Regions from separate parts of the Mus musculus genome. Here region 2 is linked to region 1. The links are chromatin contacts, found by POLR2A ChIA-PET in ENCODE. All regions are on one chromosome and are shown on one strand. Each heading gives the region's core, a stretch centred on a gene start or an enhancer-like site at or near the end of the contact. The rest is flanking DNA. Distances are from core to core; before and after follow the strand shown. Region 1 holds the start of Sp1 (trans-acting transcription factor 1). Region 2 holds the start of Spryd3 (SPRY domain containing 3).

What was found. ChIA-PET counts read pairs that join two places held with the same protein, here RNA polymerase II (POLR2A).
Region 2: POLR2A ChIA-PET joins it to region 1 with 11 read pairs in embryonic stem cell. The contact joins the promoter of Spryd3 here to the promoter of Sp1 in region 1. POLR2A ChIA-PET finds 5 or more read pairs at or near these places in 3 of 5 experiments (Patski and embryonic stem cell).

The regions. Positions count from the first base shown.
Region 1 is chr15:102,403,967-102,408,666 of GRCm38, reverse strand. It overlaps Sp1 (trans-acting transcription factor 1), which reads right to left and starts at 2,351. Exons shown (of 6, transcript NM_013672.2): 1 at 2,245-2,351; 2 at 735-895; 3 at 1-451. The coding sequence starts at 2,251.
Region 2 is chr15:102,133,584-102,138,283 of GRCm38, reverse strand. Spryd3 (SPRY domain containing 3) reads left to right here and starts at 2,069. Exons shown (of 11, transcript NM_001033277.3): 1 at 2,069-2,148. The coding sequence starts at 2,126.

The DNA of each region.
Region 1 (4,700 bases), core at 1,102-3,601:
GTATGATCTGTATTTGACCAGAACCATCCTGCTGCACTTGGGCCCCAGTGGCAGCAAACTGCAGCTGCTGCCCATCAACAGTCTGGAACTGTGGGATTACTTGATACTGAATATTAGGCATTACTCCAGGGAGACCTGTCAGAACTTGCTGGTTCTGTAAGTTGGGGGTAGCAGCCACAACATACTGCCCACCAGAGACTGTGCGGTTCTTGGAAGACTCGCTGCCATTGGTACTGTTGCCACTCTGTTCCTTTGAGGTAGGGGTAGCCCCAGAGGAGGAAGAGATGATCTGCCAGCCATTGGCACCCTGTGAAAGTTGTGCGGCTGTGAGGTCAAGTTCACCTGTGCCCCCTGACTGACTCGGACCCTGGGAGTTGTTGCTGTTCTCATTGGGTGACTCAATTCTGCTGCAGGTTGCTGCCAGCAGAGCCAAAGGAGATGGCTGGGATTCCTGGCCAGAAGAGAGGAAAGGAGTTAGTGGCACCCAATAGCTGGCCTAGGGGGCAGTATTCAACAGACAAAACAGCAACAATGCAGGAATATAGAGCAAAAACCAGAAACAAAATGCTCACTTTCTGTATACTGTTCCAACTTTCGTATCTGGGGACCCTCTAGATCACCTATCTTTCTGAGTGTACTTCCCTACTGTATTTTTCTTCCCAGAATTTTTGGTTAAGGAAGTTTCTAAGAATATTTATACCCTTTCAACACATTCCCCATCCTTGATCACTCACCTGCCCTCCTCCGCCACCACTGCTGCTGCTACTGCCTGTGCTGCTGCTTCGAGTCTGAGAAAAGGCGGCACCGCCACCATTGCCGCTACCCCCATTATTGCCACCAACATCTTTTTCAATCTTCACCACAGCTGTCACTTCATCCATGGAGTGATCTTGGTCTAAAAATAATTACAAAAGAAATAAATTAAGTGTATGTGTGTGTGTAGGGGGGGGTGTGTTAAAAACAACATAAGATTTAAAATTAAGGATTTGACCGTCAGCAATGACTGACAGAACAGTTTTTAAAAAGATCTTAGCCAGATAGGTCTAAATATGGTGGTAAGCCTAAAATCCCAGAATTTGGAAGTGGAGGCAAAAGTTCAAAGAAATCCTCAGCTACATAGTAAATTGGGATGCCAAAGCCATAGACACATAGCTTAATGGTGCCCAAGACAGGCCACTATTTTCCTATGCACAAATTAACCCCAGAAATGACTCAAAAATTGCTTTGGAAGCTAGGCATGGTGACTCACACCTATAATCCCAAGACTTGGAAGGATGAGCCAGGTGGTTCACCAGTTCTAGGTCTTCCAGGCCTACAGAGTAAGAACTGATCCCAATACAAATAGCCCTTTTGAGAAAGGGAATTTGGAATTTCAGTGTCTCAGAAATAAAGAGTTGCTCCTTAGGGTTGATAGCACTCTTAATCCCAGCACTCAAGAGGAAGAGGCACCTAGACAGCTAAAAGTCTGAGGGCTGCAATAGTAACTTCGAGTTACTACGAATACCACATAGAACCTATCTCAAAAAAGAAAAAAAAAAAAAATGCATCCTGGAAGGAAAAGGAGACCCAACATGTGGGTGGATGGAAAGTGTGCTAAAATTAGGACTATAAGAGATGAAGAAAGATCTAGTGTAAACAATAACAGGAAGGGACTGAGAAAGAGTAAATCCTAAGAGAAGGTGAGGAAACATCTGAGAGGACAGGTAAGGGTCTAGGGATTAGAACCCAGGTTTGGGGCTGAGGAGGCGGTCCAAAGAAGGAAGGGGCGGTTTCGGGGATAGAGGCGTGGCAAGGGCGGGTCGGATGGGGGAAGGGAAATTTACGGGGGTGCGGGGGAGGGCCCGGGGCAGGCTGCGACCGGAGGGCGGGCGGACCGGGGAGGCGGTTGGCCCAGGCGGGGCCTGCACTGGTCGGGCCGCCCCCGCGGCGCCAGCCCCCGACGGGAGGAGCCTCAGGCGGCCGGCCGGGTAGTGGGGGGTAAGGCCCGTCCCTCGTGGCCGGGGCGGGCAGGGGGCGGGCGAGGCCACGCTGCCCCCTCCCCCGGGGCGGGTAGCCCATCCCCCTCCTCCTCCGAGGCCCCGCCACTGCCCCTTCTCCCTCCCTTCCCTCCGCCCCGGGCGGGACCAAGGCCGCCGCCGCCGCCTCCCGCCCGCCCCCCCTCACAGCGGGGACCGCCCGGTCGGTCCTCGCGCGCGCCCCCTCACTCCCCTCCCACCCCTAGGCTCGGAGTGGACTCATCCTTACCGCTCATGGTGGCAGCTGAGGGGCGAGCTCAAGGGGGTCCTGTACGGGGGGGTTGGGGGGGGCCGGGAAAAACGCGGACGCTGACGAGGCAAGCGAACCCGGACCGGACAGGGAGGGGGGGGTAAGGAGGAGGGAGCAGCGCACCACAAGCCCGGCCTAATCCCCGCCCCTTATCTACTGCCCCGCCCAATGAGGGAGGGTGAAAGGAGGGCCTTGCAGAGGAAAGGCGGGCTGCCTACCCAATGGTAGGACTCGCTCTCTCGCTGAGGCGTGTAAGAGCAAGTTGCGTACTTGGTTTCCGCCCAGAAAGGCCGCCCTCTCAGTTTTAGCAACCAATTAGAAACTCAGGAAGTGGTGGTGGGCGGGATGAGATGACGATGGACTTGCAGAGAAACCAGTCAACCTCCAGGCGGGCTCCGTGAGCGGTAGGGATAGGAAGAGCTTAAGTAAGAAAGACAGGACAACGACCAACCAGAATCCTGGGCATGCCTGGGCAAAGTCCGTGTAGGGGGAAGAGTAAGAAATAGGCCGGAATGGGATAGGAGCAAGCTTCCTAAACCAATCAGAATTCAGGCGGGCAGTTAAGAAAGTTCTGATTGGACGATAACTGAAAAGAGCCGGAACAGGACGCGTATTGACGTGAACGAACAGCCAATTACGCGCCGAGGAGAAGGTGGAGGCTGGAACTTGGAATGGGGAGAGGAGAACAGGCTTCCTCCTCCGATACTCAAGCCAATGAGGCAGCGAAGGCAGCATGGCACCGCCTCTAGCTTTGGCCAATGGTCGTTACAGGGCCGCCCATCCTGAGGAGGGAACCGGGCTGTGCCAAAAGGAGTTGGTCGCCATGTTGGCCCTCCTCGGGAGGCTTCCTTCCCTCGTTAGGGTGTGCGCTTGAGTGGAGCCCTCCACAAGTGTCAGAGTCGAGACGCGTGAGGGCGAGAGTGTCGCGTCGCCCGAGACTGTTCGGGTTGTCCCTTCCCCGCTCCTACACAGCACCCCTCGAATGTCACCCCTGCCGGGATGGGCGGGCGGCTCCCCCTGGCCGTGGGTGGAAGCCCTGCGGCGGCGGGCGGGACGACAGCTTGGTGACGGCACGCGAAAACCCAAGTCGACTGAGCTGACCAATATGGAAGTCTTTCGGGAAGATGTAGCAAGCGCCATTTTCTTAAGCTGCCCCAGACCTGCTAAACCAACTCAGCTTTCAGAGTAACGCACGCTGGGGAACTTCGTGAAGCCAAGCTCTCATAAACTACTTCCATTTTCCCTCTTAGTAGAAAGCACGCTAACCTAGTTACTTCCTTTTGCAATCACAAAGGTTAAAGATTTTGCCTTAGGCACCTCAATCTCTGGCCTCCATTTCGCCTTCTTTCTCCTCATTTAAACTTTGTCACTGACTGGTGTCACCACGTTTAGTACTTGGAACTAATACAGTTAATCACTTAATGTGTCCTACTTTACGGGCTGGATGCTCCTGTAAAAAAAGGGAAACACTTTAAAGATAGGAACCGAGGCTCTCTGCTCCTTTGGAGATGGCCTTGGAAATGTGAAGTGACAGCTGAGATACCTGGTTGTCCCAGTTAAATAGGCATTTAGCACTGATTATGACAAACTCAATGTAAGGCATGGTAGTACACACTTTTAGGACCCAACTCTGGAGGCAGAGGCAGGAGGATCTCTTCTAAGTTTGATGCCAACCTGATCTACATACTGAGTTTCAGGACAGCTAGGGCTGTGCAGACCAACAATGTTTCAAAACAACAACGAAAATTAAGACGTTAAGAAAAATATTCACCCGGGCAATGGAAAGCAGAGGCAGGCAGATTGGATTTCTGAGTTCGAGGCCAGCCTGGTCTACAAAGTGAGCGCCAGGACAGCCAGGGCTACACAGAGAAACCCTGTCTCGAAAAACCAAAAAAAAAAAAAAAGAAAGAAAGAAAGAAAGAAAGATATTCAGCATCAGAAATATTAAGTGGAGAAAAATTAATTTGAGAAGTAACATGCCCAAGATTACAAAGCTAATAAATAATAAGTTTTGTCCTAAAAAGTCCTATATAGCCTCATATGGTGACAATTCCTGTAATTCTGTACTTGGGAGGCTGAAGCAATCAGGTTTCGGAAACATGGAGGAAAACCTGAACTACCAAAATAAAGTCCTCTATGAAATCTTTTTTTTTTTTTCTTTCCCTTTTTCTTTTTTTTTGGGGGGGGGTGAGGGGGGGTGAGGGTGTGGCCAGGGTAAACAGTATTTCTCTGTGTAGCCCTGGCTATCTAGAAATCACTCTGTAGACCAAGCTGGCCTCAAATTCACAGAGATCTACTTGCTTCTGCCTCCTGAGTACTGGCTGAGATTAAAGGCATGGGCTATCACCATCTTTTTTTTTTTTTTTAACCTGGTCTTTCAAGAACAGGAAACAGGATCTTATTATGTAGCCCAGGCTAGCCTGGAACCAACAATC
Region 2 (4,700 bases), core at 820-3,319, 270 kb after region 1:
CTGGAGAGATGGCTCAGCGGGTAAAGACATTGACTGTTCTTCCTAGAGGACCCAGATTCAAGTCCCATGAATCCATAGGGCAGCTCACTGTCTGTAACTCACACAGATGGTGCATAGATTATATATATCAATATATGATCTATCTATCTATTTACCTATATACAAAACAGACACATACACACACACACACACATATATATGCAGGCGAAGCACTAAAGTAAATAGTTAATTTAAAAAGTGAAAGGTAGGGCTGGAGAGATGGCTCAGAGGTTAAGAGCACTAACTGCTCTTCCAGAGGTCTTGAGTTCAATTCCCAGCAACCACATAGTAGCTCACAACCATCTGTAATGAGATCTGGTGCCCTCTTCTGTATACATAATAAATAAATAAATCTTGTTTTTTAAAAGTGAAAGGTACCACTCTATAAATGGATCCAAATACAAACGATTGAGACTATACAGTCAGTGGGCGTGTTAAAATCACTTAAGTGTCATCAGGTTCAAGAAAAACGGCGGGAAGTGATGGTGCACGCCTTTAATCCCAGCAGTTGGGAGGCAGAGGCAGGTGGGATTTCTGAGTTCAAGACCAGCCTGGTCTACAGAGTGAGTTCCAGGACAGCCAGTGCTACACAGAGAAACCCTGTCTTGAAAACAACAACAACAAAAAGAATGTATTAAACATAATCAGACCAAGAAACACCCTCAGTTGGACCCCATGAGGAAGGTGTCTAACACTCTGGGGACAGTGGTCCCTACCAACTACCTTGTGTGTGCCTCAAAGGACAACAGAGAAATGCTGACTGTTTCTGGGGCTTCAGCCCAACTGGGGTCCACAGCTGATGGAACCTACTCGCATTACGGGTTGCCCACGTATTCATCCATACCCAGTCTCACATTTTGCCTCTGAAGGTGTTCAGCCCTGTGACCTGCAGCTATGGCTGCATCCCAGGCTGGAACCTTCAGCAGCTCCCCAGCTAGGTTTGTTCTCTGGCTGCAGTGACTTTGCACTCTATCAGCTCTTGTCTCTAGTAAGGCCTCTGAACTCTTGAATTATGCTGTGGCTTCTTTAACCCTTTTCTAGCCATGTTGTTAACCTACATAAGTACACACAGGATATGTAATCTGTGACCCAAGAGTTAGTAATTAATATTAAAGTAAAAGTTCATGTGTTTGGTAAGGGCCCATTATCAATGTAAATCAGGTCTAATTGGCAAATTGCCGCCAATGAAGCTGACATCGCTTGCTGATGTATTTGATACTCAATAAATTTAGATGTGGAAAGACACAAATATGTTCGTTTATGTTTCTGACACAGGATGAGTCTTTCTGGAAAGAATATTCAGTCTTAAGAGCAAAACGTTGAAGTCGTCCAAGAATCCCAATTCCTTCCAAGGACAATCATACCCTTTATAGGAGGTGCATGATAAAGATTAGTATCCTTTCCGGTACATTCTGACCCGAGCTAACTTTTCCTACCAAGCCCAAGCCCAAAGAGCACCCGGGTTTCATCCCACTGTGCCTTTTGCATATGTTCTCTCCTGTTCTGGAACGCCTGTCCTGGAATGAACGAACGTGGTGCAAAGGGGTGCTCCGGAGAGAAGAAAGCATGTGGTGCCAGCCGAGTGCTGCCGCTGTGGAGATCAGCCTCTGGCTTCTCACGCGTAAAATAGGAGATAACATTAAAAAAAAATCCCCCCCCCCATGCCGTTAAGTGGCTCAAAAGGACATTCCAGAGAGGTTTTTAGCATCACTTCTGGCTCTGGGAACACGAAGCTCGCGCACGGGCACAGGGACCTACTCCGCCCCAAGGGAGCCGCCCCTTGACCGCCTCCCTGAGCTCCAGGCGTCCGAGGTGGCGTCCGGGCAGCCACGTCGCCTCCCCCACCCTCCCGACACCAGGGTTCCTCAGACGCCGCCGAGTGTTAGGTACCCAGCTCACCGGGCCGCGCTCCGCACCGCCTGTGCCCTGCGATTGGCTGCTGAGGGCGCCCATCTTCAAGAAGCGCTGCGGATTGGTCAGATTTAGCGGTGGGGGCGGGCCTGACGGAGCAGAGGAAGGGCGGGGACCCGGATGTGTGTGGTGGCGGCGGCCGAAGAGCTACAACGCGGAGCTGAGAGGCCTATGGATGAGGAGGACGCGGCGGCCCCGGTAGGCGGGGATCGGGGGCGGGGTCCCGGAGGCCTCGGTCTCTGCAGATCTCGAGGCGGGGGTCCTGGGCGACGGCTGCGGCCTCAGGGCGGGGCCAGGGGCTCCGGTCACGGGCGTTCCTCTCGCCGCGCACCCTCCCCATTGCAGCCAGGGCCTGTGACGACGGGGCGTAGCCTCATTGACAGGTTAAGGCCGGGTGGTCCCGGGTGTCACCTGAGAGACCCCGCGGTCCTGAGGCCGTGCCCGGACCCAGTGCGGCGGCAGCTGCTTGGTGCTGAGGCTGTCAGGTTCTCGAAGATCCGATGCCTTCAGATCTGGGGCTCCGGCATCTACCTGGGTTCGAGTCCTGGCCCAGGGCCCTGGGGGATCCCAGTGCTGCGCCGCAGGTGTCTGCTCTTGTGGGGCATGTGCTGGTCTGTAGCTCCTGCAGAAGAGCCCCAATGTGCACATTGGGATCGAACTCAGCTTAGCCCAGGATTGCTAAGCACCTACTGTGTGTAGGGCACAGTGCCAGGTGTTTGGGAGGCAGGAAGAAAATATTTCTTCATGGTTTTCCCGCTTTTGGATCTCTGGAAGATTTTATTCATTCATTCATTTACTGGCCTTGCTGGTTGTCTAAATACCGAGAGAGTCCCATGTTTTTCTCCGGTACTGCTGCTGCTTTAGGGGCTGCGGCCCTCTGAATTCTGTTACAACTTGGAGTTAAGATCTGCTAAGTTGTTTTTTCTTTTGTTTGAGACAGGGCCTCACTGTGTAGCCCTGTCTACCCTGGCACACACTATGTAGAGCAGGCTGTTGAAGAATTCAGAAATCCGTTTACCTCTGCGGACTAAAAAGGGCTGGGGTTCTGGCAGAAGAGAAGGCTCAGTGAATTGAACAGCATGGGCTTCAGGCAGGGTGGGGGTACACACTTTAATCCTAGCACCCAGGAGGCAGAGGCAGGCCAGAGTTCAAGGCTAGTAAGTTGCAGGACAGCCAGAGGTACACAGAGAAACCCTGTCTCAGAAAAACAAACAAACAAAAAATTCATACCGTTTCTTGTTTACAATTCCCTAGAAGTTTTTCATTACCCTTGAAATAAAATTTAAAAGTCCTGACTGTGGATAGACTCTTGCTTTACCCTGTTCTTTTTGTTTTTTTAGACAGGGTTTCTCTGTCTAAACCTTGCTGTCTTCTGAAATTTGCTTTGAGACCAGGCTGGCTGCCTCTTAGTCATAGATAACCACCTGCCACTACCTCTGGAGTGTTGGCATTAAAGGCCTGTGCTTCCATATCTTGCCACCTTATTCTACTCTGGTTTTTTTTTTGTTGTTGTTGTTTTGTTTTTGTTTTTGGAGACAGGGTTTCTCTGTATAGCCTTGGCTGTCCTGGAACTCACTTTGTAACCAGGCTGGCCTTGAACTCAGAAATCCGCCTGCCTCTGCCTCCTGAATGCTGGGATTAAAGACCTGCGCCACCACCCACCACCGCCTGGCTTCTTATTTTTTTTTAAGATTTATTTATTTTTTGTAAGTACACTGTAGCTGTCTTCAGACACACCAGAAGAGGGCATCAGATCTCATTACAGATGGATGTGAGCCACCATGTGGTTGCTGGGATTTGAACTCAGGACCTCTGTCTGTGCTCTTAACTGCTGAGCCATCTCTCCAACACCTCCTCTCCCCCCTTACCTTATTGTCATTCACTTTCCCTACATACAATGGCTCTGGTGGGCTGTTTTTCTCTGCCATGACACCTTTTTTCTAACCATGGGCCTGAGCAACTGTTTCTTCTGTATGGAATGGTTTTTGTTACACTGTTACACTGCCTGCCTCTCTTTCAGTTTTTCAGGCAGTACCTCAGAGTCTGTCCCTGTCCGCTATTTTGTTACATCTCTGTGGGTTTTTTTTTTTTTTTTTTCTTCCACTGGTTAAAATGACCATTTGTGGGCTGGAGAAATGGCTCAGTGGTTAAGAGCACTGACTGCTCTTCCAGAGGTCCTGAGTTCAAATCCCAGCAACAACATGGTGCCTCACAACCATCCGTAATGGAAGAGTGACAATGTACTTACATATAATAAATAAATAAGACAAAAAATTTTTTAAAAAATATGACCATTTGTATTTATTATCTGCCATGCTCCCCTATGCCCACTTGAGTGGAAACTCTGTGAGAACAAGCATCCAGATTCCTCTACCTTGCTCATAACTTTGTTCCTAACTCTGATAACAGAGCACACGATAAACAATAAAAATCCTAATAAAGGTCGAGCGGTGGTGGCGCAGGCCTTTAATCCCAGCACTTGGGAGGCAGAGGCAGGCAAATTTCTGAGTTCGAGGCCAGCCTGGTCTACAAAGTGAGTTCCAGGCCAGCCAGGGCTATAGAGAGAAACCCTGTCTCGAAAAAACCCAAAAAAAAAAAAAAAAAAAAAAAATCCCAATAAATACGTATTGCCTGAGTGGCTGAGGCTGGAGCTCTTGATGTATTTGGACATCCGGCGTCAAGTCTGGTGCACTTTGTACATTCAGGGTTGAGCAGGCTGGGGTCCTCTGCTCTGAGCCCTGCTTCCTTCT